Regions from separate parts of the Homo sapiens genome. Here regions 2 and 3 are each linked to region 1. A link is a loop called in an ENCODE intact Hi-C map of the cell type or tissue named here. Cell type or tissue: heart left ventricle. All regions are shown on one strand. Each heading gives the region's core, and the rest is flanking DNA. Links, peaks and the distances in the headings are about the cores only.

Evidence for each region. A loop is a pair of places that touch in the nucleus more often than their neighbours do. Peaks named below come from ENCODE experiments on the same cell type or tissue, not always from the same donor. Only the 100,000 strongest peaks of a DNase experiment are listed, where the experiment ranks them.
Region 2: it touches region 1 in a loop (5-fold over the local background); 2 of 110 quality-filtered maps call a loop at or near these places.
Region 3: a loop joins it to region 1, with 8 times the contacts of the local background. A loop is called at or near these places in 11 of 110 quality-filtered maps.

What each region holds. Positions count from the first base shown.
Region 1 is chr6:53,981,838-53,990,294 of GRCh38, forward strand. LOC101927189 (a long non-coding RNA gene) reads left to right here. Exons shown (of 4, transcript NR_125842.1): 2 at 921-1,013. Among named protein-coding and RNA genes, the nearest start is that of MLIP-IT1, 13 kb to the right of the region's middle. RefSeq lists an enhancer at 1,790-2,989. In heart left ventricle, for the core only: a CTCF peak has its summit at 4,499 (motif pointing right); a DNase peak (open chromatin) is centred at 5,844; H3K27ac peaks cover 934 bases.
Region 2 is chr6:54,309,345-54,317,456 of GRCh38, forward strand. The region is part of intron 1 of TINAG (tubulointerstitial nephritis antigen); the gene reads left to right. Among named protein-coding and RNA genes, the nearest start is that of TINAG, 5.0 kb to the left of the region's middle. In heart left ventricle, for the core only: a CTCF peak has its summit at 3,510 (motif pointing left); no DNase peak of the experiment used is centred there.
Region 3 is chr6:54,693,499-54,701,610 of GRCh38, forward strand. All of the region lies in intron 1 of LOC107986606 (a long non-coding RNA gene), which reads right to left. Among named protein-coding and RNA genes, the nearest start is that of FAM83B, 150 kb to the right of the region's middle. In heart left ventricle, for the core only: no CTCF peak of the experiment used is centred there; no DNase peak of the experiment used is centred there.

The sequences.
Region 1 (8,457 bases), core at 2,159-7,158:
CTGAGGTGGAAGTTTATTCCTGAAACCAACTCCCAACCGCCACCCCTGGTCAATGGAAAAATGGTCTTCCATGAAACTGGTTCCTGGTGGCAAAAAGGTTGGGGACCACTGATCTATAGTAACTCCTGGTAATTACATCTGTATGATATTTTAAATCCGTTTTGTAAGACATGTACAGTGTGGTATCGATAAGGATGCTGGATTGCAAGCTATTGACCTTGGTAATCATTATGATACTCATGTGACCACCTTACTCATTAGTCTGAATTCATCTAGATACAAGCATAACACTAAGTCTCCCCATTAAAATCAACAAATCAATCAATTCATCCATAAAAAAAAGAACATTAAGGAAAGCCAGATAAACAAAAACTGGTTACATGAGTATCATAATGATTACCAAAGCAATGAGTAGACATGGTTTATCAAAGTGAGGGGCAGAATGTAGGGAAGAAAGCAAGCTGAGGACTCACTGAGGCCAATAAAGGATCTACTTTTCTGCCAACCACAAACCAGGGTAAGTAAGAGTGTTAGGCCATTAGGTTGATAAGTAGCAATAACTTATTGTCCATGTCCTTGATCAATCAGTTGTGTATTAATAAAGGAACAATTTTGAAAACCTCTTGCAATTGACCTCTGGAGTGCATTTGCTGTTTGCTTTGGTCCTTGGCAGTAGCTGAGGAGTGGAATTTACCGCCCTCTTTAGCAGCACTTACAGAGAAAGTCATGCCCAAGGGATTCTGTCATCCCAATTTTATTCATTGAATCAGGAGGAAGTCAACATCTCCATAGCTTTGGGGGTTGGATTCTGTCAGAATGAGGTGAATGGAAGACCATGTAGATCATTTCTATTTATTTAAAATTCAAGGCCAGACATAATAAAATAAGAGGAGCTTGATAAATTAATTTTTGCTTCCTAGGAAAGCACTGTCTTAGAACCTGGCTCACCTGATTTTGCCGATGAGTCAACTTTGAAGTGTGCCTCATTCTGGAAAGTGAATCACGTAATCACAGTAAGTTACACATATACAGGCATAGATGGCTCCTTGATGCTATATTTAAGCCAGTGTTGTACCATCTTTTCTGTCTGCAATTCCTGACATTTGTCAGATGAGGTCAATATAAAGGTATGCACTTTTTGACAAGGACGTGGTTGTCATGTTAGCTTCTTATGCCCTTAACTGCCATTTTGAAGATCAAGTTTAATTTCCCAGTCTTTGGATTGAAGAAAAGCTCAATTCCCAGTTAGCTTTACATGGCTACAATGTTATGACACACTTCTATTGAGAAATATAAAGATAATACCTATGATTGACATTAGTACTTTCATGGCTTTGTGTGTAGGTTACATGGGTGTTATACAATGATATCTGTAATGCCACTAGACCAGTCTCCGTTACTTCTGCTTTAGTTGTTTTATTAGTCTGTTTTGCCTTGCTATACAGAAATACCTGAGGCTGGGTAATTTAAAAAGAAAAGAGGCTTGTTTGGCTCACAGTTCTGCAGGCTGTATAAGCATGGCACCAGCAACTGCTTGGCTTCTGTGGAGGCCCCTGGAAGCTTCCAGTCATGGTGGAAGGTGAAGGGAAGGCAGGTATGTCACATGTTGAAAAAGGAAGCAAGAGAGAGGGGAGGGAGGCACCAGACTCTTTAAACAACCAGCTCTCACATGAACTAATAGATCAAGAACTCAGTTTCACAGGGAATTCCTGAGGGCTCCACCCTCGTGACCCAAACACTTCCCACCAGGCCCACCCTCCAACACTGGGGGTCACATTTCAATGAAATTTGGAGGGACTAACATCCAAACTATATCAGTTGTAATTGATTACATTAATGGATTTTCACTATTTTACTGGTTGCACTTAGGATAAAAGTTAAAGGATTTTAATATTAGCCTATGACACATGTTAGCTTGGGACAGAACCGAGCCTTTAGTATCAACCAAACTACCAGGCAACATGTGACTTTTTTTTACATGGCAGAATATACTTCATTGTATTTCCACGTTCTGCAAAGTTTTTTGGGGATAGGGCACTGATATTAATGAAAATTTTTATTTATGTATCATGTAAATATTTAAATTGTTTAAGTGCATTTTGGCATTATGCACTTCATAAATATACACAATGTTATAATTGTTAAAAATATTAGGTAAAAAATAAATATAAATTGTAGTTATGATCATTTCTTTTTGCCTACTCTGGGGGTATGTGCGCTCTATTTGGACTTCTCTATCAAGGTCACAAAATCATGATTAGATCCACCTTTCATATAACTAGGGAAATAAAAACAAACCAATATTACCATTCTGGAAGGAACTTTTCTGAGTCTTTTTGTCCAACTACTTGCTTTTTAGGCACAATTAGGAGGTTGTTTCTAGATAACATTAATAATTGATTCTATGTGGTTTTCAAAGTTCTAAATTTTAAAGAACTCACTCAATCATGCGTCAGAGTATAATTATCCCAAATAACTGGAAAAGCATATAAGTGATGACATGACTGTGATTCATTTCCTCTGTGTGGTCATTGTCTGACTCTGTGGAATCAAATGTTCATTTGAGAGCCAGGGGTGCCTGGGACCTGGGAAAAATGCACCCCTGCCCAGGATCCTCATTCTGTGAGTCACACACACAAAACCAAGGGTTGGTGAGTGACAGCTAAGACCAAGGTTGGAACCTACTCATAGGAGAAGCTTCATTTTGTTCTTCTCCAGCAGCGCCTATATAGCCACTTCTAATCTGCAATTCGAGGGATGGAAGGGTGTATTCAGTTTTTCTTCCCTAGTAATTTGAAACCAACTTGATAACAGCTTGTTCAAATGAAGAATGGATAGAACATCTGTTTAAATCAACTCTGAGAGGCAGAAACGGAACTTTTGTGTGCCTAATATTCCCATTGGCTAACCCTGTCCCTAAGCCTCCGTACCATGGCTTCTGAGAGTTTTTGGCCAAATGCCTAGTGGGAGGGCATGGTCCTGTTGGGAATGGTTTTTCTGCTTGGAGATGGCTTTGGCTTAGCATCTTTCTGTTCTCCAAGGCTGTTTACTCTGCCACCTATCCAGAAAGAATTTTTTTTTATGAGTCCACAATTTTTCAGTCCTGGAAAATTTTACAGTGTTTTCACAGACATTATTTCATTTGATGTTCATAATCCTTCAGGGTAAATAGGGTAGGTTGCTGGTGTCCGCGCATTATGGATAATGAATCAGAGATTCAGAGAGGATAAATCTGACTTCTACTCCAAACAAAAAGCAGAAAAATTATAGCAGAAGAAGCATATATCATTCTAGTTTTCAGCATATCTAGATTAATTCTGATTCATTTTTAATTTCAGCTGAATATGTTGTGCTTTCTCTATTGCTATCCTGGGGTTCATTTAGGGTGGAGCCACCTAGACATCATATACATGCCTTGGCTGCATTTACATCTCACCCCTCCTGCTTCCCCAAGTATAATCACCCCAGTGCTATGAAACCGATTAGAAGAAAATGAAGTGTTCAGTGCTAACTCCAAAATTCCAGGTGCTATGATACTGCTGCATACATCCAAAGGGACTTCTTACTTTAAGAAGCCCCCTTTTAAATGAAACTCTTGACTTCTTAGTGTTGCCTCAGAAATGTGCTCTTCATTGCAGAGAATATTACAGAGAATGTTCTGCTGCTTTGTGGAGGAACCATAGGAACTGTGCACGATCTTTCTTACCACAGAGTCACAAGGAGAAAATTGGCAGCTTAGGAGACCAGCCAGCTAAATGAAATGTCAGCCAACAAACAACTTAAATGCTCTTGGATCATTTTTCCTCTACTTTATCAAGTAGTTTTAGTTTGGGGGAAGTCAACAATCTTCTATGTTGCTTCCTTACTCAAGATTTCTCTGTCTCTGTCTTCTGAGGCATTTGTTTCTTTATGCCTGGATCTGCCACTTCACGTTTTGCCTCTTTTTCCATATCTACCTCTGACTCTATCTTCATCTTTTTCTCTCTCCCTTTATTTTCTTTATTTTTGGTTTCTCTCTTTCATTTTCTCTTATATTGTCTGTCACCTTGATTTCTATAAACACGTAATTATCACTAACAGATTAAAGAGCTTTATAAATGATGGTGAAAATTTGAAACAAATTTCTTAAAGAATCTTTGAATCATTGTGTGTGTGTGTGTGTGTGTGAGAGAGAGAGAGAGAGAGAGAGAGATTTAAGAGAGAGAGAGAAAGAGAAAGGTATTTATTGTTGACCTGTGATTTTCTCAATCCTAATCCTCAAATGAGAGTTGTAGAACTGGGATTGGAACCTGCAGCCAGCTAGGGACCACATCACACTGCCTTCCTCCTAGTCTCCAAACATATAACTGAAATATTATTGTATCTTGCTCTTAGTACCTCTCCTGTATAAATGCGCTCATGCATTTCTTTTCAAATAACTGTAATTCTAGATACATTTGCATAAATAGGATTAGAATCTTGCAAAAGTGTATTCTATCCAAAGGGTGTCTGCACAGGAGAAGGAGGCCAGCAGGTGTCAGTCTCACCTCAGAAGAAGAGCTGAGAATAGTTTCATTGTGGTTTTTCTTCATCGGAGTTTGCTTTTTTGAATGAACTTTCAAATAACCTAAGTTAAGTTCTTGTTTGTTTTAAGCAAACTCTGGGTTGATTTAAAAAGAAAGTAGGCTATCTCAACCTCATACCACCCCACAACCTGAGTTGTATACGGATTATTCTCTTGTTAAAAACCCAGCTATTGGATTGGGATATAATTTTATTATTGCTGGGCATCTGGGCATCATTTAATAGGTACTTTGAAATTTTTTTAATTGCATGGTAATTGAGTCATGATAGAGAAGTGTCCCTTTGGATGAGTGCAGCAGTATCATAGCACCTGGAATTAATTTTGGAGTTAGTCATCATCTGTACCAACCACACATTCTCCCACCCCATTTTCAGCTGAGGAAACAGGTTCAGAAAAGATTTGTTCAAAGACTCATGGCTGTGAGGAAGAGGGTCAGCATTAGGACTAAAATCAAGAGCCAAGTGGCTGAGTCTTTAATGAGCATATTCAGATTGACGGGGCAAAGCAACATCAGGCCCTAGTGGGCTGTCTGGATCTGCAAATGTTCACAAGTGATTATCTTCAGTGTAATCCCCATGGCAACATAGCAAAGTGCCTGCCGTAGCTGGATGAGAACTATGATTATGCTAGAGAAAGAAAGAAACTCCTAGGGACAGCTTGATTGAGGAGGGGTTGTTATGCATGTCGCCTCGCAGTGTTGTTTCTCCTTAGGCAGCAGTGGCAGCGATGTTTGAGAGGGGCCTATGGAGCTTGTTTACATAATCAACCGGAAAGCACTTGTCCATGTTGGTCTGTGCCCAGGGGCTGACAAGCAAGCCAGAAATCACTCTGGTTTGTGTTTCTGTAGTTCTTGAAGATGTTTAAAGATGGTCACTCCTCCAGATGATTTCTGCCATTTGCTATGGGGATCACCACACCCGAGCAAGCTGCAGAGCTTTAGGGTAAGGAACAGATGTGATGGTAGTTTTTCCAGAGTAAATGCTTGCCAACCTTGGCTGACGAAACTAGGCTTAACAAACATGCGGACAAGCTCAAGGCAGGCCTCCCCACGAATTACTTTCCCTGGGTTTTAAAAATTGGTTTACAAATGTTAAATGTTTTTTGTTAAAAGACATGTCTCTATAAATCAGAGCCTGCAAGTGCCTTTAAGAGAGGCAACTAAGTAGCACCCTAGTCTAGTCGGTTAATACCACTGCTGTAGACAAGAAGGTGTGTTGCTGGATTCTGCTTCAAGGATGGGCTTGCTGGCCAGCTGTGGGGGGTGCAGGCATCAGGCAACCCATAGTCTTCATAGCCTTCTGTGTCTGCCTCAGCTGCAGAGAGACGCCTGTCCTTTCGCCCTCAGCCTGAGCAGCCCACCTCCATTAACTGAGATGGAGAGAGGGATAGCGGCCCAGCCACTTCTGCCTAAAGGGGCCATCTCTGTTGGATCCTACACTTCTGAGCTCCCAGTTGGGTTGGTTCAGGCTTGTTGGGCCTGCATGGCAATCCTTCTTTTTCCTTTGCCAAATCCATCTTTGTTTGCTGCCATTCACAGGTGTTGATCCAAAATCTATCTTAGTATCTGCTTTTAGGAAACTCTGCAACAATCAATCTATCTTTTCTGCTTGGAAAAGAGTAGAAAAAAAGAAATAATTGGACCCTTAAAGTAAATGCCTAAAAGCCTTTTCAGATAACTTACCTTTTCAATAATTTTTATATAAGAGAGGAAAAGATTACAAGTTTTTTAGTCTCAGGAAAGAAAAATTATCTAGTATTAATACTATAAAAGTAGTTAGTTATGTAGTAAGTTGACTCTTAACATAGCCCACTTAACCACTTTTTACAATGGGAAGAAAAGTTTCCTGATTTCTTGATTTATGAGGCTCCAAAAACTCTTGTTTTGAAGGTTTTCACACTCAGTTCCTGTTTAATTAATAATTGCCCTGAATGTTTTCCCATGTATCTAATTATGTTTTGCAGTTCCATCAACCTTCCTAGCTAGTCTCAAAATACCAAAACGTTGCCTTGCCCTTGTTGTGGGTGTGGTCAAGGTTTCCTCTCTTGGGATTTCTTGCATGGGGTATGAGGGGTGGTGTTGTGGGGGAGAAGGAGAGGGATGCATAGAGTGGAGAAGAGAGTGTAGGGCGCTCATCCCTAGGGCACCAGCCTCTACTCTGTTGCCCCAGAAATGTTTCCAGACGTGTATCTGGACTTCACCCTTTAATTACCTAATTGGGTAGGTTGTAGGTAGTATGGAATCTAATGAACTGGATCAGGGAAAAAAAAATCTGAAGGAATAAGTGATCTCTCCTTGAAGGTGCTGCAGAGGTAATGAGCAGAGTTAATGAGTGACTGATCCATGGTGGTGGTCAATTTAATTTGAGTACTGAGGTTGAACACATGCTAGATGTAATAGAAAGCAATATTCATATGCAACACGTTGGGTTACATAAAATCTGGAAAGCTTATAATTTAAAAGATACAGACACACAAAGCAACGATTCAGGCCAAGCCAGATTTAGAACTGTTTTTTAATATGAGACTGAGGGATGATATCCTGGATCTCACAGGGGCTGGATTTTGCCTGAGTGTTAGAGCTAAGATAACATCTTATTCTTGTCTATATTTCAAGAAGCATTCTTATTAGGACCATCTTCTAGAAGAAAGAAAGTTACATTTAAGAAGATTGAAACGTGAGTCAGTTTTCCGTATTGGAGAACGATGAAAAACCAAATATATGAATTCTGAAAATTTTGTGAAAGTAGACACCTTAAAAAAATAAGAAAACATTATGAAACAGAGTTGGTCTTCATTTTTAGGTTTAACCAATCCTATTAATAATATATAGATATACTTTTGTCATAAAAATATTGTTTAGGTTTTACTCAGTAAGTTGTGAAAGCTATTTTGCTTGCTTCTAATATAGTTCTTAGATTTCATCTCATAGTAAAAAAAATTACAAACTTCTTACAAAATGAAAATATCCTTTCCCTCGGTGATGATTCAAAACAGTCAATAATATTTTCTCACAATGCTACTGATGGGGTATTCTCAGAACTCTCCATTTTTAATTCAGATACATTTCTAGTCAATTTCTTTAACCTCACAGTGGGAGGTTTAAACTAAGTGATGTCACTTTAGGTATACTCAAATTGGCAATGCAAATATTTCCTTTGTTGGACATTGGGTTCTCACAGCATCTCCTAAACAAAATACATTTGCTTTAAAATTAGTGGCTTCCATCATGCATTGGCTGGACTGTTTTGTAAGTCTGTAGTATAAAAATCCAAAAACATTTGCTTCCAGCTGGCCTGTCTTGAACTAACACTGTTTTTTTTTCCTTTTCTCACTTCACTCTCTGACCTTTTAGAGGGTTTTCTTTTTTATGCTGCTGTTAGCTTTCATCTCTGCTGGTCATTCTTTCATCCTGTTTCTTCTGGGTTTCATTAACCTGTTTGTGTGAATGTTCCTTTTTTTTGTTTGTTTTTGTTTTTTAATATGTACCAGAAAAAGAAAGACTTCTTATAGTCGTGGTCACTCAAAAGTGTTGGTGGTTTTTTAAGAGGTCTTAATTGGACTTAATCCATATTTAACTCCCAGCATTTTATATAAGATACATCTTATTGTTCAGACTCATCTTTTCTAAAAGATAGTAGGGTAGGGAGAAAAAGGATACAATTTTTGAGCAATTACCAAATCTCAGAAAAAAATGTTCTTACCAGGTCACCTGGGGATAACGAAGGCAGTTTGGAGATTTTCTTCTGATTGTTTTTCGTTTATTTATGCTTTGAGTATCAGTGTTCAGTTTTAAATTCCCACTGAGAATGTTCTCATTTTGTCATTAAACTTGAATTTAGTCTCTGAATTTTTCTCTTGATGTATCACACTAATGTCCAGAAGAGTCATTAAGA
Region 2 (8,112 bases), core at 1,123-6,122, 330 kb after region 1:
GCACTAGCATTAGAAACTGTGGTATTAGTAATGCTATTAAAACCAGGACAAAATAAGATAAAGTCAGTCACCCGCTCTGCCTAAGTAATACCAAATGTATTCTTCACGTGTATTTTTGTTTTGCTTCATTTGTTTTTCCAGTCTGGGACTTTTACAATTATTAAAAAGAAAGGAAGGCTTCATATAGACTGGTTGAAAAAGTCTAAGGTTAAATGGATAAATACAATATAAAGAGGATGATGGTATTTATTATATTTATCTAATTGGAGGAGAATGACTATGGATTTTGAGCATAGATGAGGCTTTATTTTTCTGTCTCTCATTGTATTAAATCTCCTCAACAGAACTTCAGGGTTAATCAGACTTCTCTGTCACACTACCATAAATGGGTGATGGTGACTAGAAATCCCAGTTAGAAGACATTTTAGGGTAAACTAGGGGCTTGGAATCCTTATTTCAAAATCCAGATGTCATTTAAAGAGTCAGAGCAAGACTGTGTCAAAAAAAAAAAAAAAATCCAGATGCCATAGCCATCATTCTCAATAATGTCATCTTGTTTGTAAAATTGAGGAAATGTCTCTTTATGTGTCTACATACGTATTATTTTAAATTTTCCACATAATTGTTATTTATCCTCGGTCTTTACATTTTACCAATAAACAGCTTTCCCTTCTTCCCTCCCTCCACACCTCCATCCTTCTCTCCCTTTCTTTTTTCCTTCCTTTTTTTTCCGTGTGTGTGTGTGTGTGTGTGTGTGTGTGTGAGTCTTGCTCTGTCACCCAGACTGGAGTGCAGTGGCAGGATCATGGCTCACTGCAGCCTCTAACTCCTGAGCTCAAACAATCCTCCTCCCTCAGCCTCCTGAGTAGCCAGGACTACAGGTGTGTGCCTCCACACCCAGCTAATTTTATTTTATTTTTTGTAAATGTGGGGTCTTGCTATGTTGCCTAGGCTCGTCTTAAAACTCCTGGCCTCAAGCTATCCTCCCACCTTGACCTCCCAAAGTGCTAGGATTACAGGAATGAATCACTGCTCCTAGACTTTCCTTCCTTTCTTCCTTCCTCTGTTTTGTTTTTCTTTCCTTCCTTCCTTCTTTCTCTCTTTCTGTCTCTCTCTCCCTCCTTTCTCCCTCCCTCTCTTTCTTTCTTTTCTTCTTTCTTTCTCTTTCTTTCTTTTCTTTCTTTCTCTCTCTGTCTCTCTCCCCTTCCTTCCTCCTTCCCTCCCTCTCTCTTTCTTCTCTTCTTTCTTTCTTTTCTTTCTCTCTCTCTGTCTCTCTCCCCTTCCTTCCTTCCTCCCTCTCTTTCTTTCTCTTTCTTTTTCTCTCTTTCTCTCCCTCTTTCTTTCTTCTTTTTTCTCTCTCTCTTTCTCTCCCTCTTTCTTTTTTCTCTCTTTCTCTCCCTCTTCTCTTTCTTTTTTCTCTCTCTTTCTCTCCCTTTCTTTCTCTTTCTTTTTTCTCTCTCTCTTTCTCTCCCTCTTTCTTTCTCTTTCTTTTTTCTCTCTCTCTTTCTCTCGCTCTTTCTTTCTCTTTCTTTTTTTCTCTCTCTATTTCTCTCCCTCTTTCTCTTTCTCTCTCCCACTTTCCCTCTTTCTTTCTTTTTTTCTCTCTCTTTCTCTTCTTTCCTTTCTCTCCCTCTCCTTCTCCCTCTCCCTTTCCTTTCTATTCCTTTCCTTTCCTTTCATTTTTATGAGCCATTCCCATCTTTCTCCAATGGTAACCTCCTTTTAAAACATTTTTATATACCCTTTAACAGCATGTGGTCTTGTTTTGTGTGCTTGAATTATTAATTTATATAGACCATATTATGCTACAGACCTCATTCTGTTTCTTGATTTTCTCAGACAGCAACATGTTTTAAGACTCTCTCCATGTCTCCGTGGACTAGTATGACTAGTCTGTGGCTTCTGACTGATGCTTCATTCTCTGTGATGTCCCTTCATCTCATCTAACTCCCTGTTCCCTCCATGGTGGGTGGACACCTAAGTTGTCTACAGCTCTTTGCTATCATAAAGAAGTCCATGATGGACAGCCTCATGCATGCCTTCTTACTGACTTGCATGATATGGCAAGACTTGAATTGCTGGGTCCCAGGTATGCATTTAATCTAAGTCTTGCCAGATGGCTCTCAGAAGTAGCTGCATTAGTTTATGTTCCCCTAGTACTATACGGGGACACGTCTCTAACAATTAGTATTATCCAGAGAGGTAACCTTTACTTATATAATCAGTAAAACGTGATTTCTCATTGTCATTTTAATTTGCATTTCTCTAATTTCTAGTGGGTTTGAGCTTCTCTTCATATGCTCATTAATGATTGGCTTTCTTCTTCCTGTGACTTACTTTTTCCTATCCACAGCCTTGTAATGCAACTTAATATCAGGTACAGCAAGTCAGCTTATTCACCCCCCTTTTTTGAAGATGACTTAGGTCATGTAGACATTAATCTTCCATAAACAGTTTTTGAATAAGTTTTTTTAGTTCCTCAAAAAACTTCAGCTAGAATTTTGAATAGAATTGCATAAAATTTATAGACTTATTTGAAGATAGCTGAACTCTGTAATGTGATGACATCTCATCAAAGAGTATAGGATATTTCTCCACTTACTCTGATTTTTAAAAATATCCTTAAATAGATTTAACACTTTACTCCATAGTGGCCTTATAATACTCTTGTTTATTCCTGGATATTTATTTTGTATTGCTTTTTTTTTGTTTGTTTTTTGTTTTTTGTTTTTGACAGGGTCTTGCTCTGTCACCCAGGCTGAAGTACAGTGGCGCCATCATGGCTCACTGCAGCCTCGACCTTCCCCGGGCTCAAGTGATTCTCCCACTTTAAACTTCCAAGTAGCTGGGACTACAGGTGCCTACCACCATGCCTGGCTATTTTTTTGCATTTTTAGTAGAGATGGGGTTTTTCCTTGTTTCCCAGGCTGTTTCAAACTTCAGAGCTCAAGCACTGTATTATATATTTTTAAAATATATTTTATAGTTGGTTGGCTGTTGTTATGAATAAATGCTATTTATTCATGAGAGCTCATATCCTACTGGCAATTTTTCTCAATTCTGTTATTAGAAACAAAAATGTATTTATTTATCACAGTAAAGCTGTCTACACCAGAACTCCAAAGTAAACATCATACATAATGGAGAAATGTAGATAAGTTCCCTTTAAGACTAGTAATAAAACATGGGTTTCTACCGTTTTTGCTACATTTAACAGGGAGATATTTGTTATGCTTTAAGAGAAAAAATGAAGTAAAACAGTCTGAAGAGAATAAAGTAAAACTCTTATTATTTGTAGATAATGTGGCAATCTACATAGAAAAAAATAAAGCCAACAGAAAATAGCATTAATATGAATCAGAAATATTTAAAAACCAGGATTTTTTATTTAAAAATCCAGATGTTTAGCTACTCTTGAAAAATTGAAAAATCTGACAATTCTGCGTGCAAGGTCTTGCATGAGATTTTCATTAGTGAGAGAGATGAGTGGTGGATGCCACCTTTTGGTAACATGTATTTTCCATTTTCCCATATCCCTTACCCCTTGCTATTTTCTCTCTGACCCACTTCTCTCATCTCTGCCGGGGTCAGTATGTCTGTAGTTTCTGTAAGTGGAACTCCTCATTTTTGCTCCATATACAACTTGCACAGCTGTACATGCACCCTTGGGCCATTACTATTGCAGGTATTTTGGGATTGAAAGAAGGTAATTTCTTTGAAAATGGAAGGTGTATTTTCATCGAAAAATAGAAAATACATGTTTAAAAATAGAAAATACATGTTTAATAGAAAATACACGTTTAAAATTAGCATCTTAAACATGTATTTTTTTGAACTTCTCTATTTTGTCATGTTGGTATGATCCTTAAAATAATAGGTGAAGTTAATATGTATTAGTAACATGATGAGAATACATAAGGCATCATAAGGAGCCCTGTGCCCAGGATTAGTTAGGGATCGTATTCCTGTTATTTAAATATAGTTTCTAATAGTGACAAGATTGGGCAGACAAGGGAAATTCACCCCTCACAGAACCTGCACATAGTACATATTTACTTAACAGACCCTTCTGTAATACCCTGAGTAGCATGTTTTCTCTTGTCTTACTGAACATACTCTTCCTCCTCCTTACAAGCTAAGATTTATTGAATACTTACTATGGAGCCAACAACTGTTCTAAGCACTTTTCAGGTATTAACTCATTCATTATTTAATTCTATGTTGTTTAATAGAATATTACTTTATTTTAATTATACAGCAGCTTCTTAAGAGTAAACACGGTGATTTACTTATCACGTACTAATTATGGTGCCATGAAGTGGGAGGCCTAGTAAATATTGTTTGAATTTGGATTAATTGATATTTAGAGGATTTAAATTTTATTTCAAATTTTGTATTTGTTAAATTAAATAATAATTTACTCATATGATTTAAAATAATAAAATATTTTCATAAGCATACTTTTTCATACATAGTTTTAAAAGATATTTAGAAAATATCAAAGTATTATTGTTTATAGTTTAAATGTGCAATTTCTATATTATTTTGGATGTTGGAATATCAACAGGAGTAATCGATAGTATTTAAAACTTTTTATATATCCATGATTGTGGTAAGCATTGAGGGTCATAAGAAAAGGGTATTATAAAGTCCCAGGCCTCGAGAAACTTAGGATCTACATGGGTAAGGAGACTTAGGTATGCGAAACAATTAAGAAGCATCGTGTGACTTGTATGCCACATGTGGACAAGAGTATCACCCAGGAAAGTTGAGTATATTAAAATGGTTAAATGTTTATTTGATAAAAACTATGTACCATATAAGAACATGTCAGATTGGTGACAACCCTAACTAAAATACGTATTTTTAACACATAAGATATTTTGCCTGGATTCACTTTGTCATTAGCCACGAGGCTCCATGCAGCCTTCTGCTTCACCATTCTTAGAAAATGGCCCTTGTAGTCATGAGCTGCTTTGGCTCTTCATGATCCAAAAGTGATATTTGAGTCCCATTTAAAATAAATGGAAAAGAAGGTTAGAGTTTCCACATTTTGAGAAGACATTCTAAAGCACAGATGAGCACCTCTGTTTTATTTCTTTGGCCAGAATATAGTCACATGGACATACCAACCATCAAAGAGAGGTTTTTCTTAGCTGTGTGGTAATGTGTCTAGCTATGAATGGGGTTCTGTTACAAAAAAAAAGAGTAGAGAATGATATTGGGAATAACCAGCAATCTCTGCCAAAAATTAAGAATGCGGAATCACCTAAAAACACAGTGGCTATTTGGATGTCTGCCTTTTGATTAGTTATTATATCAATTTAATATTTTTTTGAGTCTCAGTTTAAAAGTATGAGTTGTAATTTTTTAATGTGCTGAAATGTACTTGAGATTTTCTTATTTGAGGCATACAGTGCATACAAAAAAAGTAGTTGCTACTTCTTCAATATCCATTTTTGCTTGAGAGGTAGAATTTTGCTAAGACTTTAATTTAGGGTCATAGTTTATGTAGAATTTATGTTCCAGGTATAGTTTTTACTCCATTCACTATGAAAGGAAGGAATTAATCATTTTACTTTGTAGCAAAAAGTTCACATTAGACTATAAATGCTCCCATACAGATAATTTTTTTTCTTTTGTTTTATCTTGCTTTTGAAAGCAGCTACTTGAAAATAGTACTACACAATATTGAAAAAATGTGCAAAATTAGTTAAGATAAAAATACAATGTATATTATTTATGCTATTGGTTGCATGCATAAAGCAACTTTCCTCTGAGATTCTATGATCACTCACTGATCTATTAAATATATTTTTCAGAGATTTAGTTACATGGGTATTGTTCAGTTCCTCTTATTGTGCCTGTTCTAAGAGCTCTTTAAATCAAGGATTTAAAACTATGTACATTATCTTCAGGATTAAAAAAGTAAATATATCCATTTTGTACAAACTGGAAGTAAAGCATATTGGTAAATATCTTCTTTCTGTATTTTCTTTGCCATATCTGATGGTAACTTCCAGTAAAGGATTTCAAATGTCAGGCTGGGTGTGGTGGCTCACACCTGTAATCCCAGCACTTTGGAGGTCAAGGTGGGAGTATCTCTTGACGGCCAAGAGTTTAAGACCAGCCTAGCAGTACAATAAGACCTCATCCCCACCAACAACAATAAAAAAAATAAAAATTAGCCAGTCATGGTGGCATACACTGTAGTCCCATCTACATGGGAGGCTGAGGCAGGAGGATCCCTTAAGCCCAGGAGTTTGAGGCTTCTGTGAGCTATCATTCCACCAATGCACTCTAGCCTGGATGACAGAATAAGACCCTGTCAAAGTAAAAAAAAAAAAGTAAAAAAATTCAAATGTCAGATATGGAGAACCAGTGACAGAGTTGAAAACAGAGCTCGAGTGGATTTTCTAGACATAACCTTTTGGTATAGAGGATTTTAAGGAGAAAGTCTAGTAGACCATCTGCTGTGAACAGACCTAAGTTGATTTGATTATGCACAATATGTTCACATTGGTAAAAAATGTATGTGAGTCACTGACATGTTTGAATTCGAAGAGGGTTATTTACTTCTTCACAGCCTCCTTAACTATATTACAATGAAGGTAAATCACAGTCCATACTTTGCCACGTATACTGACAGTTACAAAAATATGACACAAACCAATTCATACAACGTCTATAAGCTTCATGAAATCTCCAGTTCCTGTCCTTTTACGTGTTCCCACATCTACGTTGCATGAAAGATTTATTGGAGGCACATGTGATAATATTACAGAGGTAGAACTCTGTTACCTATACAGTGGCTATCAGAGAATGACAATTCCTCCTTTCTACTTGGCTGGACACAGTACACAGGACAAATATCAGTCCTAGAGAGCCAAGTCTAAGAGTACAGGTGCTTTTGAGTTTAAGAGATACATCTAAGCTATGGGATACAAGGGTGGTATGTGACTTTGAAATATTTTAGGTAATCCTCATAAGTAAAAAAATTATAATTTAACCAATGGGAGCCAATTATTTATCACAATTATGCTGATTAACAAGTCATGAATTTTAACAATAAAACCCATTTCTGACATTTATTATACTAATAATCTAGGGTTGATCAAAATATGGGTAATGGAAGCACTTGCAGCCGTTTCTCCAAAGCCTGGTCTTTCAGAGTGAATGCCACTGAACAACCCTGGGGGGTGGATTCCTGATTAGAGCAAGCAACTGCCTTTACTTTAGTGAAGTTTAGACCAGCACAGATATTTATAATACACTGTGGTGAACTATTTTAAAATAAATTATAGACAACATGTCATTATCTTTTTGCAATTCAAGAAGTGAAGTTTTGACCAGCATAGATACTTATAATACACTGTGATGAACTATTTTAAAATAAATTATAGACAACATATCATCATCTTTTTGCAGTTCAAGAAGTGAAGTTTAGACCAGCACAGATACTTGTAATATACTATGATGAATTATTTTAAAACAAATTATAGACAATGTATTATTTTCTTTTCTCAATTCGAGAAGATAAACTATTTCATTCTCCAAATATATTATTTGCCTAATATTGCTTTAAATGCTGTTAAAGTCACAAAACTGCCGTAATTTCAACAGTCATTAGTTTTGGCTTTGTTTTGTTTTGTTTTTTTGGTCAAGATGCTGTGTGTAACCAATTAATTAACTCACTCTGAGGAGCTCCAGACATATTTTACTGAGAAAGTAAAGCTACCGGACAGGAATTCTTTCATATCTCCACAATCATAGTTTTCAACCTACCTCCATCTGGGTTACTGCTTACCTTGAATTGACTCCCCTTCTTGAGTTCTGAATCCCATCTTCTCTTATCTTTTCAATACCTCCATCTCTACCATTCTCTCTCGCTTTCTTGCTCTCTCTTTCTTCTCAAGCATCATTTTTTTCTTTTCTTTTCTCCTGGTGATATGGTTTGGCTGTGTCACCACCCAAATCTCATCTTGGATTGTAGCTCCCATAATTCTCACCTGTCATGGGAGGGACCCAGTGAGAGGGAATTGAATCACGGGGACAGGTTTTTCCCATGCTGTTCTTGTAGTAGTGAATGAGTCTCATAAGATCTGATGGTTT
Region 3 (8,112 bases), core at 1,123-6,122, 710 kb after region 1:
ATAGAGAACAACTGGTATGTAGGGCATATTTATGGAAGGTAATTTGAAAGGACCTTGGTAAGGAGGTGATATTTGAGCAAATAATTCAGTGGCCTGGTGCGGTGGCTCACACCTGCAATCCCAGCATTTTGGGAGGCTGGGGTGGGTGGATCAGCTGAGGTCAGGAGTTCGAGACCAGGCTGGCTAACATGGTGAAACCCCATTTCTACTAAAAAAAAAAAAAAAAAAAATACAAAAAATTAGCTGGGTGTGGTAGCACACGCCCATAATCCCAGCTACTCAGGAGGCTGAGGCAGGAGAATCACTTGAACTCAGGAGGCGGAGGTTGCAGTGAACCAAGATCACGCCATTGCACTCCAGCTAGGGCAACAAAAGCAAAACTCCACCCCCCCAAAAAAAAAGAATTGAATGACAAGAAGATCACCATGTAAACATTTCGGAAAGGAGCTCCTGTCTTACTCATGTGGATATCGTCAGGTCATGAGCAAATTCAACACTTCTTGTTCACAAAGAGAATTCTATATTATTTTATATTTATCCTTTATATCAGCCATGGCTTTGCAGAGAAGCTGAATTTGGCCTCTGTATCAGTCATTATTTTCCCTATCTCTATGTGTATGTATGTCCATATATAGATAGATAGAGAGGGAGAGAGACATACATACAGAGACAGCTATTTCAAGGAATTGGCTTACACAATGATGGTGGCTGGCAAGTATGAAATACATAGGGCAAGCCAGGTGGCTGGAAGCTCTCAGGCAGGAGTTGATGTAGTAGTCTTGAGGCCGAATTTCTCCTGTAAAAAACCTCAGTTTTTGCTTTTAAAACCTTTCAGATGATTGAATGTAGCCCACCCACATTGTTGATGTTAACCAAATCTGCAAAATACCTTCATAGCAACACCTGGATTTGTGTTTGACTGATATTAAATATTAAATATTTAGGTACTATCACCTAGCCAAGTTGACACACAAAGCTAACTGTCGTAGCCTCCATAGCTAAACTCCTAGAGAGCCTTGTTAAGTACAACTAACAGCGTTATGTCTGCTACATGCACAACTTACAATGATTTGAAGATATTATATTTGGTTCTGTTTTATATTATCATAAGTACATAATAATCTCAATTTTTCCCAATCAAAAAATACCTTAAATGTCACAATTTTAGAAGGCAAAACCCTAGTTAAATAAAATTGAAAATGTTAATTTAGACTATTTAAATGGCTTATCTGAATGCCTTACACTGGGGTTGGGCACAGTGGCTCACGTCTCTAATCCCAGCACTTTGGGAGGCCGAGGTGGGTGGATCACCTAAAGTCAGCAGTTTGAGACCAGCCTGGCCAAAATGGCAAAACCCTACCGCTACTAAAAACACAAAAATTGGCTGGGCCTGGTGGCAGGCACCTGTAATCACAGCTACTTGGGAGGCAGAGGTTGCAGTGAGCTGAGATCACACCATTGCACTGAGTATGTGTTCACACCATCCAAAAAAGTGAATTTCTTATTTATTTAATACAATAGTCTAATGCAAAAGAAAAATCTGAGGCACAATAAAATTTTATAGTTTGAGCAAATAGCACTCATGAATTGGGAATCACCAAACTGAAAGAGGTTTCCTGCTCTGATGATGAAGCATTAGAAACAAATATTTATAGGGTGAGTATGAAAGTGAAATAAAGAAATTATTTGATTGGTTGCAGTTATAAAAATGCCCCTAGTCATATAACCATATGTTAGTTGAGTACTTATGACTGGCTAATGTTAAGTTTTGTTTGTTTGTTTGTTTGTCTAACACAAGTGTTTACCAGAAATGACTCAAGTTTTGCTTATGTTTGCATTTAAGCAAGATTAAGGCAATTGCTTAATGCCTAGTTAGTTTTGTTTGCTCAGGAATTTTTCAGGCCTGGTCTTTATTTTAATTTTACTTCAACGCTAGAAACCTATATGAATAGTTTTCACGTAACAAATTCTATATTGCTATGGTAGTATATATGGTTGAAAAATGATTTCTTAACACGCTCCTCACAAAACTTTTTGACACTATACTAGTTCTTTTATTTCTTTAAAAACAAGAACATTTCAAGCTTTACCAATATTTTTAAATGAATAATTCAACGATCATTTATTTCAACAATATTCCAGCTAATATTTAAAAAAAAAGCAAAGGCTATTCCTAAATAAGACATTAAATTGACATAATTCTAAACAGAGAGTTGGAAATATAAAAAGAGCACCTGACACTTCACTTTCAAACCATATTGATACTAAAACAGTGAAACATGAGTAAAAATACTAGAAGTCATTAAGCAAAAATACTAGAAGTCATTACGTGACATTTGACGTCATCATCATGACAATGCTGGAAAGGAACATATTTGGTAGGCTGAATATAAAAATATAAGTTAAATGGAAAATATAATTGAAAAGACTGTCAGCTTTGCAAATTTCTGGTCAAAAAGTATTTTCTTCTTTTCCCTACTTCCTCTTCCTCTTTCTAGAAACCCTCATTCGTTTCTAGTTCCCTCCATAAAGAGTCTCCAAACATCTAAGTGTAACAAAAACATTCAGTAACACATATTCCCATCAAACAGAAAGGCACAAAGAAGCAGTAGATAGTATAGTTCTTGTATCATAGAAAGTAGGTGCCTGATTTATTGTACAATTGCTGTAGGCTCCAAATAGTAAGTGGATCAAAAAGACAAAAGCAGCTGTGATGAGAAAAGGGAAGTCAAACACAAAATGAACATTAAAAAAGACATAAACCTGAGCTTGCTGAAATATTACACTAACACTAAATTGAGAGTTAAGAAGGGCCAGTAGTAAAGTATTAAATGATTTATGCTTTGCTTCAGTTTCAAGTTAAAATATTATCTACATCAGAATAATCAAGATAGTAATAATTAAGATCAATAACTATAATTAGAATTTAGATATTTGTCATTGAATATTCAATTTTACTTTAAAAATTATATATATAATATATAAATTACAGATATACTTTTTATTGTACTAGGCACTGATAAGTCACAAATCTACTGATTTGTTTGCAATCAAAGAGATTATAATCTGATTGGGAGGTTGAGAGTAAGGGCCATGATGATAGACAAAGAACAAAAACTACAGCAATATAATACATGCTCTAAAAGAAATATACCCAAAGTGCTAAGAGATTTCCAACATGGTGAAACCCCATCTCTACTAAAAATACAAAAATTAGCCAGGCATGGTGGGGGGTGCCTGTAATACCAGCTATTCAGGAGGCTGAGGCAGGAGAATCGCTTGCACCCAGGAGACAGAGGTTTCTGTGAGCGAAGATCACACCACTCCATTCCAGCTTGGGCGACAGAGTGCTAAGTTTTTTCACATAAGGGATCAAGTAATGTTTTACACAGCCAGTATCATTTCTATTGCATTCTTAAGGATGGTGAAGTTATTAAATATACTCTAGGTTGATTAACTCCATATACATTTCCACATCATTTTTGCAATGTCACTTTCCCAAACTCCCTTGCATCTAGATGTGGCCAGCAACACAATTATGGTCAATGAAACATAAATAGAACTCTAATGGGGATTTTTGAGAAAGTCTGCTGTCATATTTAAGGCTCTATCCTCTTTTCCACTTTGGCTTATTTATACATCTTTTTGCCTGGACTGTGGAAGGGGTGGCCAACATGCACCAGTCATCTTGGCTAAAGGAGAGAAATTCACTTTGACACCTCAGATCTCTAAGGAACACCAGCAACTACCTATCTGATTTAGTCTTGTTGCATGAGAAGAAGTAAACCCCTACTTAGCCAAGCTCCTGAACTTTGTTAGGTCTTTTTCCTTGCAGATGAACATTGCTAACTACTGCATAGGAGTACATGAGCTCACTTATCAAGGATATGTTGTGAATGTAAAAATAAAATCAGCCATAGGGAATCCACAAATTAAAGTCCATAAGGCCAGAGCTGGTAGTAGAATCTGAGAAGTCCACAGGTAGATTGAAAGGGGAAATATTTGAGAGCAGTTTTTTGGACAACAAAAAAGAAATGGCTTTTCAAGAAATAAATGTTCTCATCTGTCAATTGCTCTGAAATGTGGGTAAAAGTAGACTCTATTGAATTTGACCATTAGAGGGCATTGGCGTTTTGGAGAGAGCAGATTTCGTGAAGTGTTGACAATGCAAGCCAAATTGCAGTGGGAAGGGAGCAAGCAGATGTTGAAAACAATGAAAACAGAATGATGAGGGTACACTTTTAAAACGGCAGAAAGAGACAGGATAGTGGTTTAGAGAGAGAAGCAATGTTGAGGGAAAATTTTTTTTCACTTTAGGATAGAGCAAACTTTAGAAGAAAGCTTCAATGGAGAAATAATAAAATTTTAGGGACACGAGGTCATGGAGGGAGTGGAAGACAAATAATGGCCAAAGGTTCTATGGGACAACCAGAGGAATATTCCCATAAAAGAGGGATATCCATGTCCTTTGGAGAGAAAAGAATGACTATGGATATAGGTGTGTGGAGATAGGAAAAAGGGACACAGACAGAAACTACTACTAATAGTCTTTGTGAGTTTTTTTTTTTTTATTGTTGTTAAAATGTTCAGTCAGCTTCTCTGGTAAGTGGGTGGATGTAAGGTATAAGATTTTAGGAATAGATAAGGGTTTAGAGCAACCAAATGAAGAATAAAATTGGACAAGGAGTCCTGGAGGACCCAGGAAAGTCTTGCAAAGGTGAGCTGAGCAGCCAGCTAAGACTGTGACCTATTGGTTCTTCAATTATCCCTAGCTTCCAGAGACTGACAGTTCCTCTTTCTACACAGGTGTGGGCATGGGGCAGATTATTACATGTGGCTTCTCCTTGTTTGCACCCAACTGAAATTTTTATAAAATGAAACAGTTACAATAAATATCAAGGGAAATTTGGAAGAAGAAGTTAGAAAAGAAAACAGAGAGCCTGAGCGGGTTGGAGTGTGGCAGGTAGAGGAAGTCGTTCCTGTCTGTTTTGCCTTATCGAGGGAGTGATTGTGGATGGATGATACAGACTTCCCACCGTTTTGGGCTCTAGATCTTGCTGTTCTTATGTCTCCCTACCGCTTCTTCAGAGTCACACAATCCAGTGCTTAACTTTACAGTATCTCTAGAAACATAATACCATGATTGTAACCTCAGATTTTCTCTCTTAGGCATTTGTAGATGTTGCCAAAGTTGTATAGATTCTAAATAAATAGCACTTTCATCCACATCTGCTTATATGACACACATATCTATATGCGCATTGTATTTTTTTTCTAATTTATGATTTCATCATATTGTAGAGAAAAAATGATTCTAAAGTGAGATTGGCACTGAGATTTTAATTTTCAAGGGAATCTTTGAAATATTATCAAAGTGAAAAATAAAAATAAATATTTCAGCCTCAGAAAGATATTCAGAAAGTATTCAGAGTCCATGATAAGTAAGGAAATTCTTTCTTTTAGTCAAATATGTTCTTAAAATGCTATGCCATCACAGCTTTTGAATCTCCCTCTAGGATTCCCCGAGGCAGATGATTATTCTGCTGAGACAGAGTATCAGCATTTTGCTGTGGGTTTCCCCTCAGTGAATAGCAGGGGACTTTTTTCAAAGACAAAAAGACCTCTGAACTGTCTCCCCAAAGCTGTGATTCTATCAGACGTGGGCAGGGTAGGAATTTCCTTTGCTCAACTCAGAATGAGTGAGACAGCTGTCAAACCTGCTATACCTGCCTACATTCTCATGCTTAGGGCGTCCTTACTTCATCATTCCACCCTCTTAAAAAAAAATCTTCCAAAAAAGCAAGCAAGCATGTGACTAAAGCCACATTCAGCAGCACTAGAGGTTTTGCTATCAGCCCAGGAAAAAATTATTATAAATTCTCAAAGTATCAACCTCAAATAAAGTCTTGAGTTGCCATTATGTGAAAGGTTCTACGTTTCCTTAGAGGAGTGACTTTGGAATGATTGAAGAATGTTAAAAGAAGGTTAATTCAGGCACATAATAAAAAACATGCTTTCTTTCTTCTAATGAGAACTTTTTAGCTGTGGAAGGGCATGTGTCTACGTGCCTTTAAAAGCAGAAGCTGATTAAACTCCTGTGAAAGAATCCTATAGTAGTAGAAGTTTGAACTAACACAATTCTAAATTTCTGTTCAATTTGGAGTCAATAAGTAAATATATTGTCCAACATTTCTCAAGTTTTATTTCTGTGAGAAGTTAATAGGTGTGATTATAGAAAAACAGTTCTCTGGTCAATTTATGTTAGGAAAACACAGCAAACTATATTTACTTTTTTAGGTATATTGTTTACATTAATATATTAGATCTTTGAGTAGGTTCATATTTTAACCAAACGCTTTACAAGTGTTTCTAACTACAGAACTGGCTTTGTTTTGTTTTGTTTTCCAGGTTTTTAGAAGAAAGTTTTGTTTTGTTTCACTTTGAATTCTGGCTAATTTGACACCAGGCACATAATGCATAACATAAAGGCTTTAACATGATATATTGCCTTAATAATATATATATTTTAAGCCATATGCCAAATTTTGTATCCAGTATTCAGAAAACAAAAGATCTGCTCTTGAAGTATGTTTTTAAAAAGAATATCAAGTTATTATGACTTATGTGAGAATTAGATCTCACATAATATTTATCTTCTAAGCTATGATACATAATTCAAAATTCTTTACCGTAAAGCCTGTAACTACTTGAGGGCTGATGTGTGGCTTAACTAAATAATTTGCTCAGAGGAAGGGTGATGCTGTTGCCTGCCCAGAATCATTGCACCTGAGAGAAGGGAGGGGTCATTATCTCAGAGTAACCACACACCCTAATATTGTCAATGCTACACATGAGTGCTGGTGAAAATCATTTCCGTCATAAGGCAGAAATAATGATTAACTTCATTTTAAAAATCCTATGCTGATGTAGCTTTCATGAGTCAGCTACTTCCTTAAAAATAACTCTCTAAAAGCAATGTGGTATCCTGGATTGGATCCTGGAACAGATCAAAGATATGAGTGGAAAAAAATAGATATAATCCAATTAAAATCTGTTTTTGTTGTTGTTGTTTTGAGACAGAGTCTCACTCTGTCACCCAGGCTGGAGTGCAATGGCATGATCTCGGCTCACTGCAACCTCCCCCTCCTGGGTTCAAGCGATTCTTCTGCCTCAGCCTCCTGAGTAGCTGGGATTATAGGCGCGCCCCACCATGCCCAGCTAATTTTTGTGTTTTTAGTAGAGACAGGGTTTCACCATGTTGGTCAGGCTGGTCTCGTTTAGTTAATATATTGTAATAATGTTGCTTTCTTAGTTTTGACAAATATGCCATGGCCAGGCGAGACGTTAGCATTAAAAGAAGCCAGTCAAAGAGTATATATGAACTCTAACATCGCTGCAGCTTTTCTGTTAATTAAAATTATTCCAAAGTAAAATATAATTTTTAAGCATTTTAATAGGAGAAAAGAAGTGTTACTTTCCTTTTAGTGATCCTAAGAATCATGGTTTCTGCTTTTGAAGCTGAAAGATGAGCATGCATGCTCTATGGATTAAATATGAGAAAGTATACTATATTTAAAAAACACCTAAAAAATTACCTGAATGAAGTGTAATTTTTAAATCTTATAGATGGGGAAAGGTAGGTAATTTTGTCCTTGACACCAGAATATCTTTTAGGGAGAGTACTCTCTTTATTTAAAAGTATAACTTGTTAGGCTTTGTAGGAGAGACCCTAGGAGCAAAATCAAGGCAACAAAAATGAATTAAATGACTCTGCATGGCATTAGTTTTTGGTTCTTAAAGGAGGGGGAAAAAAAACAGAGAGATAAGAAACAGAGAAAGGAAGAAGGAATGAAACGATCCAGTGATACAGCTTGGGGCAGCAATTTTGAACAGCCATTTAGGTGTCTTTATTTTCACCAGAAAATATGCTGTGCTAAATTAATATAGGCTTGACTGCTGATCTTAATAATCTTTCTTATAATGAATTAGATTTTATAGTGATTTAGAGTAAGGCATTTTTTTTCATATTATTCACAAAGGACAGAAAAGAGCCAATCATATGTGACCAACCAACATGATTTCTTTCGCTTACATAGCATTTTAAAATAATTT